3 separate regions of the Homo sapiens genome follow, and all the other regions are linked to region 2. The links are chromatin contacts, found by Hi-C in ENCODE. All regions are on one chromosome and are shown on one strand. Each heading gives the region's core, a stretch centred on a gene start or an enhancer-like site at or near the end of the contact. The rest is flanking DNA. Distances are from core to core; before and after follow the strand shown. Region 1 holds the start of MSX1 (msh homeobox 1). Region 2 holds the start of HMX1 (H6 family homeobox 1). Region 3 holds the start of LINC01097 (long intergenic non-protein coding RNA 1097).

Evidence for each region. Hi-C counts contacts between places; a loop is a spot of excess contacts on that map. Pooled maps may share reads with other maps.
Region 1: a map of dorsolateral prefrontal cortex shows a loop between it and region 2 (8-fold over the local background). The contact joins the promoter of MSX1 here to the promoter of HMX1 in region 2. A Hi-C loop is called at or near these places in 1 of 168 maps with a recorded cell type or tissue (dorsolateral prefrontal cortex), 4 of 37 single-sample maps with no recorded cell type and 5 of 50 pooled maps.
Region 3: a loop to region 2 is called in a map of naive thymus-derived CD4-positive, alpha-beta T cell, with 16 times the contacts of the local background. The contact joins the promoter of LINC01097 here to the promoter of HMX1 in region 2. A Hi-C loop is called at or near these places in 1 of 168 maps with a recorded cell type or tissue (naive thymus-derived CD4-positive, alpha-beta T cell), 1 of 37 single-sample maps with no recorded cell type and 1 of 50 pooled maps.

Annotation. Positions count from the first base shown.
Region 1 is chr4:4,858,411-4,861,110 of GRCh38, forward strand. It overlaps MSX1 (msh homeobox 1), which reads left to right and starts at 1,255. Exons shown (of 2, transcript NM_002448.3): 1 at 1,255-1,958. The coding sequence starts at 1,490. RefSeq lists silencers at 1,077-1,136, 1,157-1,396, 1,407-1,846.
Region 2 is chr4:8,870,484-8,873,183 of GRCh38, forward strand. It overlaps HMX1 (H6 family homeobox 1), which reads right to left and starts at 1,356. Exons shown (of 2, transcript NM_018942.3): 1 at 738-1,356. The coding sequence starts at 1,131.
Region 3 is chr4:13,529,969-13,532,668 of GRCh38, forward strand. LINC01097 (long intergenic non-protein coding RNA 1097) reads right to left here and starts at 1,449. Exons shown (of 4, transcript NR_034054.1): 1 at 1,180-1,449.

The DNA.
Region 1 (2,700 bases), core at 5-2,504, 4.0 Mb before region 2:
AGGAGGAGAGGCCATAAAGCGACAGGCGCAGAAAATGGCCAAGCCCCGACCCCGCTTCAGGCAGATCTTGCATCTCCCCTGACCCCAACTCATTTTTTCTGTCTTTATTATTATTATTATTATTAACAGCAAACATTAAATCACGTTTTCTCCGAAATTGGCAAAAGAAGAGTTCTCAAGTCCCACACTAGAGTCCACCTCCAGGAACTTTCCTCTTTTCCCAGCCCCCTCCCCCAAATGTGCCTCTCCCCTCCAGGATCAGCGGCCCAGAGATAGGGACATGTCATTGTTTCCGAGGACGCGTTGTTTGAGGTCACCTTAAGGCCAGATCGGTGTTTCATTGACGATTCTGTTGGTTTTATTTCAGTAAGTTCTATATCAAAAGGATCTGGCAGCTCCTTTCCCCGCCCGGGCGCTATAGGTGTTGTGACCCTTGGGACAGAAGTTCAGAGCGAGGGTGGGGGGGGGGGAATACACATCGTGTATGAAAACCGACTGCAGATTCTAGATAATCTTACGTATTCTCACATCCTTGGCACTACAGGAAGCTAGCTTCTTCCCGCAAGGTTTACTCCAGCTCTAAGTTAGAGACAAAGGCCCACTTTTACCTCGAGGTAAAGTTTACAAGATTTCAGAACAGGAAGAAAATGAAGGTTTGGTTTTGTTTCGTTTCTTGAAAAGAAGTTAATAGTATGTCTTTCTCCTAGGATAAATAGCCATGCGTATTTTAAAAACTATATATAAAAGGAATGTGTAAGAAATAACCTCAACTCAAATTATTGTGGTAGAAGAAGAGGGGGGGTCAGACAGTGGAGGGGGGCACAGGGAAACCCAGCCACAGACTAAAGAGAAAGGTAAAAGAAGCAGTAGAGGAGAGAAACAAGGACGGGGAAAAAAAGAGGAGCGGAAAAGAGGGCTGAGGAGGGGAGGGGAGGGGAGGAGAGGAGGGCAGAAGAGAAGGAACGAGAACAAGGGAAAATCCCCCGGGAACACAGAAAGATAGAGACCCAGGGGACTCCCGCAGAGAGGGCCTCTTGGGCTTCAGCGCAGAGGAAAGTTTCCCGGGCACCCCCTCTCCTCCCCTGCCCTCCGCCGCCTGGGCCCTGCCCTGCGTGCCCCCAGGCCCAGCGCGCCTCCGGGCGAGTCCCCAGGAGCGCGGCCCAATGGATCGCTCCGGGCCCGCCCCCTCGCGCGCTGATTGGCCGCCGCCCCGCTGGCCTCGCCTTATTAGCAAGTTCTCTGGGGAGCCGCGGTAGGGCCCGGAGCCGGCGAGTGCTCCCGGGAACTCTGCCTGCGCGGCGGCAGCGACCGGAGGCCAGGCCCAGCACGCCGGAGCTGGCCTGCTGGGGAGGGGCGGGAGGCGCGCGCGGGAGGGTCCGCCCGGCCAGGGCCCCGGGCGCTCGCAGAGGCCGGCCGCGCTCCCAGCCCGCCCGGAGCCCATGCCCGGCGGCTGGCCAGTGCTGCGGCAGAAGGGGGGGCCCGGCTCTGCATGGCCCCGGCTGCTGACATGACTTCTTTGCCACTCGGTGTCAAAGTGGAGGACTCCGCCTTCGGCAAGCCGGCGGGGGGAGGCGCGGGCCAGGCCCCCAGCGCCGCCGCGGCCACGGCAGCCGCCATGGGCGCGGACGAGGAGGGGGCCAAGCCCAAAGTGTCCCCTTCGCTCCTGCCCTTCAGCGTGGAGGCGCTCATGGCCGACCACAGGAAGCCGGGGGCCAAGGAGAGCGCCCTGGCGCCCTCCGAGGGCGTGCAGGCGGCGGGTGGCTCGGCGCAGCCACTGGGCGTCCCGCCGGGGTCGCTGGGAGCCCCGGACGCGCCCTCTTCGCCGCGGCCGCTCGGCCATTTCTCGGTGGGGGGACTCCTCAAGCTGCCAGAAGATGCGCTCGTCAAAGCCGAGAGCCCCGAGAAGCCCGAGAGGACCCCGTGGATGCAGAGCCCCCGCTTCTCCCCGCCGCCGGCCAGTGAGTAGCCAGAACCCAGGCGCAGAGGGAGGGGGCCGGGTGGGGGCCGGGTGGGGTGTGGGACCCGAGGGCTCCTGGTGGCCTCCGGCGCCTGCGTACCTGCAGCCGGTGCTAGGGAGCCGTGGGCTGCAAGGCCGGGTCTTGCGCCTCCCTCCACTCCCACCCAGGAAGAAGGTTCCAGACCTCCTCGCCTTGGCCCAGAGACGCTGCGGGTGGGAGTTAACGGATAGGACACCGATGTCTGGGCACCCTGTCCTCCTGCCCCCACCAAACGACCTCAGGGGTCCATGATCCCTCATCTGATCCCAAACTCTGTTTCATCGGCTTCACCCCAGCGGATGAATGTGTGTGGTGCGGTATCTTCCCTGCACCCGGAGTTTCACTTTCTCGCAGTAGGAGCTGGTGTCCCCCAGCCCCTCTTCCCTTTCAAGTACCTCTTTGCCTAGAGGTTCCGAAGCTCCTACAGAATTCTACCTCCCCATGCCCTTTGAGTTTGAGGCAGATAGTTGGTGCTTTGGGCGGATGGATGATTCAGGGGTGGGGACATTCAGGTTCCAGTGGAGGGGGCGGGGCACCAAGTCAATTAGGGGAAGGCGCCCCCGCTAATCCTATGGGAAGCTCCCAAACGTCTAGGACTGAGCCATTAAAGTGGACTCCAGGTGCCCAAGGCGGTTCGCTCCAAGGCCTCACGGCCCCCTGGCTGCTCTACTCAGAGAACACGCTCGGAGATATTTCAGGAGCA
Region 2 (2,700 bases), core at 106-2,605:
GTTGGACTGGGGGCCTCAGAACAGGCTCCCTTCTTGCCTGGCACAGCCCATGCCCCTCAAGGACCAAGAGGGAGACCCAGGCCCCTGCCCCAGGCTGTCTGCAGCGGGCACAGAGGAAACAGGACTCTGGGGGGGCACAGCTGCCATGTTAGATGGCTCCCCTCCCCGGCCCCACCCCCACAACACTGCACCCTCTGCTCAATGCCCCCTTTTATTTTTCCACGTCTGATGCTACTTTGTCTCCCTTTCCCTCCATCTCTTCCTCCTCTTTTCTCTCTCGGATCACTCTTGGGTTTCTTTTTCCTGCATCTTCCCCTCCCCCCACCCCATTCTCTCTCCCGCAGCACATTCCTTTCTTCCTCCATCCTCCCATTTTCTTTCTCAGCCTCTTTCGCCTTCTCCTGTATCTTTCCCTATCCTCTTTCACTCTCCTTTCTTTTTTCTTTGGCCTCCTGTTGTCCCCTGTCCCCAGCCTCCCTGGGACCGGAGGAGCCCGGCAATGGGTGAAGCTATGGCCTGCAAAACCTCCTCGTTAGCGGAGCTCCTGCCCCAGAGGGTGGGCCTCCAAACCAGCCCAACCAGGGGCTCCTGGGGGCCCCACAAGGCCCAGACGCCGTTCCACAGAAGGGAGAGGATGGCCCAGAACGGGCGGCGACGAGCCCGAAGTCCCCCAGCAAATGCGCAGGGAGGAAGTCGGGCCCCACCGCCTGACCCACCCTCCCCGCGCCCTCACTCACTGTCAGGACTGAGGCCGCCTCCATAGCCACCGTGCGCCCGTGGGTACCAGCGCGCTGCGCCTCCGCAGCCCAGAGCGAAGGGCGGCCCGGGACCGGGGGGCGGCCGAGGACCGAGGCCCAGCGCGCCCGGCCCGAGCAGCGCACGGGCCCGCGCCTCCCCGCCGGGCCCGGTGCCCGCGAGCAACTGTCGCCGCCGCTGTAGCCGTCGCCGCCGCGCCTGCTCGGCGTCCTCGTCTTCGGGGTCGTCGTCGTCCTCCTCCTCGTCCTCCCGGCTGCCGTCGCCCTGGGTCGCGCGCCCTGCGCCCTTGGCCTCGGCCGCCAGCAGGTTCTCGATGAGGAAGGAGGAGGCGCGGGCCGGCGTGGCGCGCCCGGGCTCCGTCAGCTCGTCAGGCATCGCGGCCGCGGGCTTCTCGGGCTCGGCCGGGCTCCTCGGTCCCCGCTGGGGATGGTGGCGCGCGGCTCCCGGGCGCACGCGCGGGCCGGCCCTGGAGCTGCTACCCGGACCGCTGGCGTCGGGCCCCGCAGGGCAGGCGGCGGCCTCCGCGCCGGGCTGGGCTGGGCCGGGCCGGGAGCGAGTGCGCGCCGACAGCTGATCGGGCAGCCGCCTGGCTCGCCTTTCAGGTCGCCGTTCTGGTCGCCGCCGGGGCGGCCTCACTGGGGGCGGGGAGGGGGAGGGGCCAGCAGGGGCGGGGGGTCGCGGGCTGGGCCGGGAGGGCGGCCCGCTGAGCCCCGAGGACGCTGCGCCGGCCCCGAGCGCGGCCGCTGCCGGGAGACGCTGCCCAGACCTGAGCGCGCGGGCAGCGGCGCAGCCGAGGGCGGGCGGCCCCGGGCGCAGGCGGGGGGTCGCGCCGGGTCCGATCCCGCGTGATCAGTTCCCCCGTCCCGCGCCACCCGCTCCGTGGGGGCGGGGCCTGGGCTGAGCGGCCACCCATTGGCTGTGGGGCCCCGATGAGGAACGGGCTGGCCAATCACCGTCCGGCCAGAGCCGTAATTACCCCGCTGCGAGGAGGGTGTTGGACCGACCGTGAGTAACTGTGTGTGTGCGCGCGCGTGGTGTGTGCACGAGTGTGCGTTTGAATGGCTGTGTGTGTGTGGAGGGCGGCGTGGAGACCCCGGGGCTCCCAAGAAACTGCAAGAGGCTGGGCCACATTTTTTTATTTAAGACTTTGTGTGTAATTTAAAAATGGGAACACTGCCAAAACAGGACTGCGAAATGTGGCATATCTTAATATTTGCACTTAAGGAAAGATGCTTTCAATGCCAACTGTAGTTCGGTAGAACTCTTCAGTTCCCGGGCTCGGTACCAGTATGTAAGGAAGTGCAACCACAGGGCTCCGCTGGCAGCCCGCTCGATGTTACCAAGCAGGTCTTCACCGCGCCAGCACCCCCACCGCCCGCTCCAGGGGAAGCCAGGGCCTTAGAAGGGGGTGGGAGCTTTTGGCCCAGCCTCTGCCCTGGGCGAAGGTCTTGGGGGCAGGCCCCTTCCCTCGTTGTGCCTCCGTTTCTTCGCTCTAAAGGGGTGGGGAGGTCCTCCCATATCTGCAGCGGGAAGTTCGGGAACATAACGCACCCTGGAGCTGTCTCCGTTCCGGCGTCGACTTCAGACTTACCTACATTAGGTCACTGCGCGGACGCGCGGGTTAAGCCGGCTTCACCCGATGCGAGTTATTTCGCAGAGATACATCCATCCTCCCAGGGCCAGCCCCGGGCCCCTCTCCACCCGAGTACCGCCCGCGTTCCCGGAGGTGACCGCAGGCCTGGGGCTTCCGCTTTGTTTAATTCTTCCAAAAAAGCACGGTGGAGGGAGCATCGCCCCCATTTTTCAGCGGAGAAAACTGACGGGAGAAGAGAGAAGAGACTCCCCCAGAGGGTAGGTGGCTCCGGCAAGCCTGGAATTCCTTCACTGATGCCCCGGAGTCCGGCTGGTTGGCAGGGCGGTGGGGCTCCAGGAGCGGCTGAGGCC
Region 3 (2,700 bases), core at 199-2,698, 4.7 Mb after region 2:
CCTTCTTTCCTTTCCTGGAGCTCCAGTCTCTGCCTTACCCTGGTGAAGTGGTGGGGACTGCAGTGTGTGTGTGTGTGTGTGTGTGTGTGTGTGTGTGTGTGTGTGTTGGGGCTGAAGCATTGGGATTGAGTGCCCAGAACTGGGAAACTTGCCAATCAGGCATTGAGCAAGGAGGCCAGAATCTCTGAAACTGAGGAGGGTGAGCACGGAGCAACTGATGTGCCTTGCTGGGCCTTGTACCCTCCTTCCTGTCACCCCAGGTAGGAGGAACGGCCCTGGGTCCTCCGCCTTGCCTGTGAGGCCCGCCAGAGCTACCTGCACACTAGGATCTGCACTGTCACCAAGGAGTGGCACGTGGTAAATGAAGCCAGGATTAAAAGCCTTCCCTTTCAGGCTGCTGCCCCGGTCTCCACTGGAGACAAAAAAAAAAAAAAAAAAGCCATTTACTATTCACAGTAGGGAGTTTTGGAAAGATCATCTCCCTCTTCTGCAGATAGGAAGGAAGGGAAGAAGAGGCTGAGCAGGGTCTAGAAAGGCGGGTTCCATCCAGCCTTGTGTGCCTGATCATCTTTTAAGAGCTTGCTCTGTGCCATGCACCCACTCCAAAGGGCTTTAACTACGTTATCTCCTTTTATCTCCAAGCCAACCTATGAGTCTCCTTATTCCTTGGGGAGAATGAGGGCCTGAGTTTAGGGAACTCCTCCAAGGGTCTGGAAGCTGGGAAGAAGCAGAAGTGGAAGATAAGCCTGGCCCTGCCACCAAAGCCTGTTCACCACTCTGCCATTTGGAGCTGCAAGGCTTCAACCCACCAAGTCTTCTATCTGGCTTTTTCATGGTTCCTATGGGCCCTCAAATTCCACCTCTCAAAGGGCTCAGGAAAATGAAATGCGCTAAAGGTAAAACATTCAGCTCTGTGCCTGACATAACATTGATGCCCATTTAGTCACTTACTCTCTCCGGGCCTCATTTTTCTCCTGTGTAAATGGTACCCTTATCGCTGCCTGGGGAAACCAACGCACGTGTGGCCCGCGCTGAGTAGTTTGGAGCCAGACAGACTAGGTTCGAACCCCAGCTCCACCGGAAATAGCCGCGGCCAGGGTAGTGTTGATCCCCAAAGTGGGGTAATGGAAGTTGAGCTGCTGGAAGGAATGAATGAAATAATTCATGGAAAGCACTTACTGCAGGACAGGAAAGCGATTAGGCGCTAAATAAAGCGCTGGTTACCAGGATGCAAAGATTGGCCCGCACAGGCTTGGAGGTTTGCTGCCCAGGGAGAAGGAGAAGCAGCTCTCAGGCCCTTTCGGCAACTTCTCGGCTTCCCTTGCATCTCTGAACGTTAGTGATCCGGACCTCAGATCCGGTTTCCGAGGGCGCCAGGGTCCTAGGGCTGAGGTCCATTCAAATGCTTAGGCGACTCTGCCGCAGGCCTCCGGAAGAGGCCCGGTCGTTAAGAAAGGGGGCGGGGTAAGGAGGAACGGCTAGCACCTAGAGCTGGGGCCTGGCCTCTGCCCCCACCGCCCTGCCTTTGGCAACCAGCGAATCAGGACTGAAACGTAGGGACACAGAGGGACAGAGACTAAGTCCAGGATAGCGACGATCAGTCAGGCAGACATGGAGACAGAGAGATAGTGACATGGCCTTAGGATCGGCAGCCACGAAAAGCGCTCTTACAAACATCTGATATTCCAGTGACCTTCCTTCACTAACTCCCTAAATAATACTGCGCCTCACAGGCGCTAATCCGCAGCATATTTTATTTTTCTTTTGGCACTGCCATTTCTTGTCTCCCACTAGACTGTAAACTCCACCAAGCGGGCAATCTTTCTTCTCTGCATCCCTGGCACAGAGTAGGCTTTCAGCTACTTTTGCTGAATATCTGAGCACTAAATAAATGAACGAGCAAAGAAAGAAGGAAAGAGAGAACAGACAAGGATTTCACAACAAAGATTTTTCTCTTTAAAGAAATCTCTGTTTACGCATTTCCTCGGAGCTCATTGTTGAGATTTTCCCCTGGCTGGCCACCTTTTGAAGGATAGGACTCCAATTCTCCTTCCTGCATCCTGTGGCCACCTTCCCAATGTGTGCTTGGCTTGAATTCTCCTCAGGCCTGAGCCCTGACAGCAGGGCTCAAGCCTCTTATAAATGAGACAAGTGTATTTAGGAAGTGCCTCACTGCAGGCAGTATTTCATGGAAAACAATTAATAATATAAATAAAATATTAGACATCTTAGGAAAGAATTGTTTTTAAAAATTCTTCTGCAGATTCTTTTGGACAGAGGGAATGCCCTGGAAAATGAAGCTCCCCCTCAATGTATTTCTTTTCTAAACCTTAAAAGCCTATATATTGAATTTATTTTTAAACCACAATTGCAGTTGCAGATGGGATACACATAACCTATTACTTCAAAGAAGGTTTCCAGTGGGGGCTGACTTCTCACTGTTTGGGCTGTTGTTACAGTCTCTCCACACTTTCTGTCCACCTCTTACCATCTTCGTAAATATATTTTTTAAATGGTACATGTCCTTGTTTAACTTTGCAAAACTTATTATCAGCTAGGCTACAAGTATTTAGTGGTGCCAAATACTCAAGAAGCATGTAATTCTTTCACTACCCCATCTTTGTATTTGGAAACGGAGGTATTCATTTTTTCAGCAAAGAACTGTGAACTAGGTCTTCAGGAAAGCCTGGCTCCAAATCC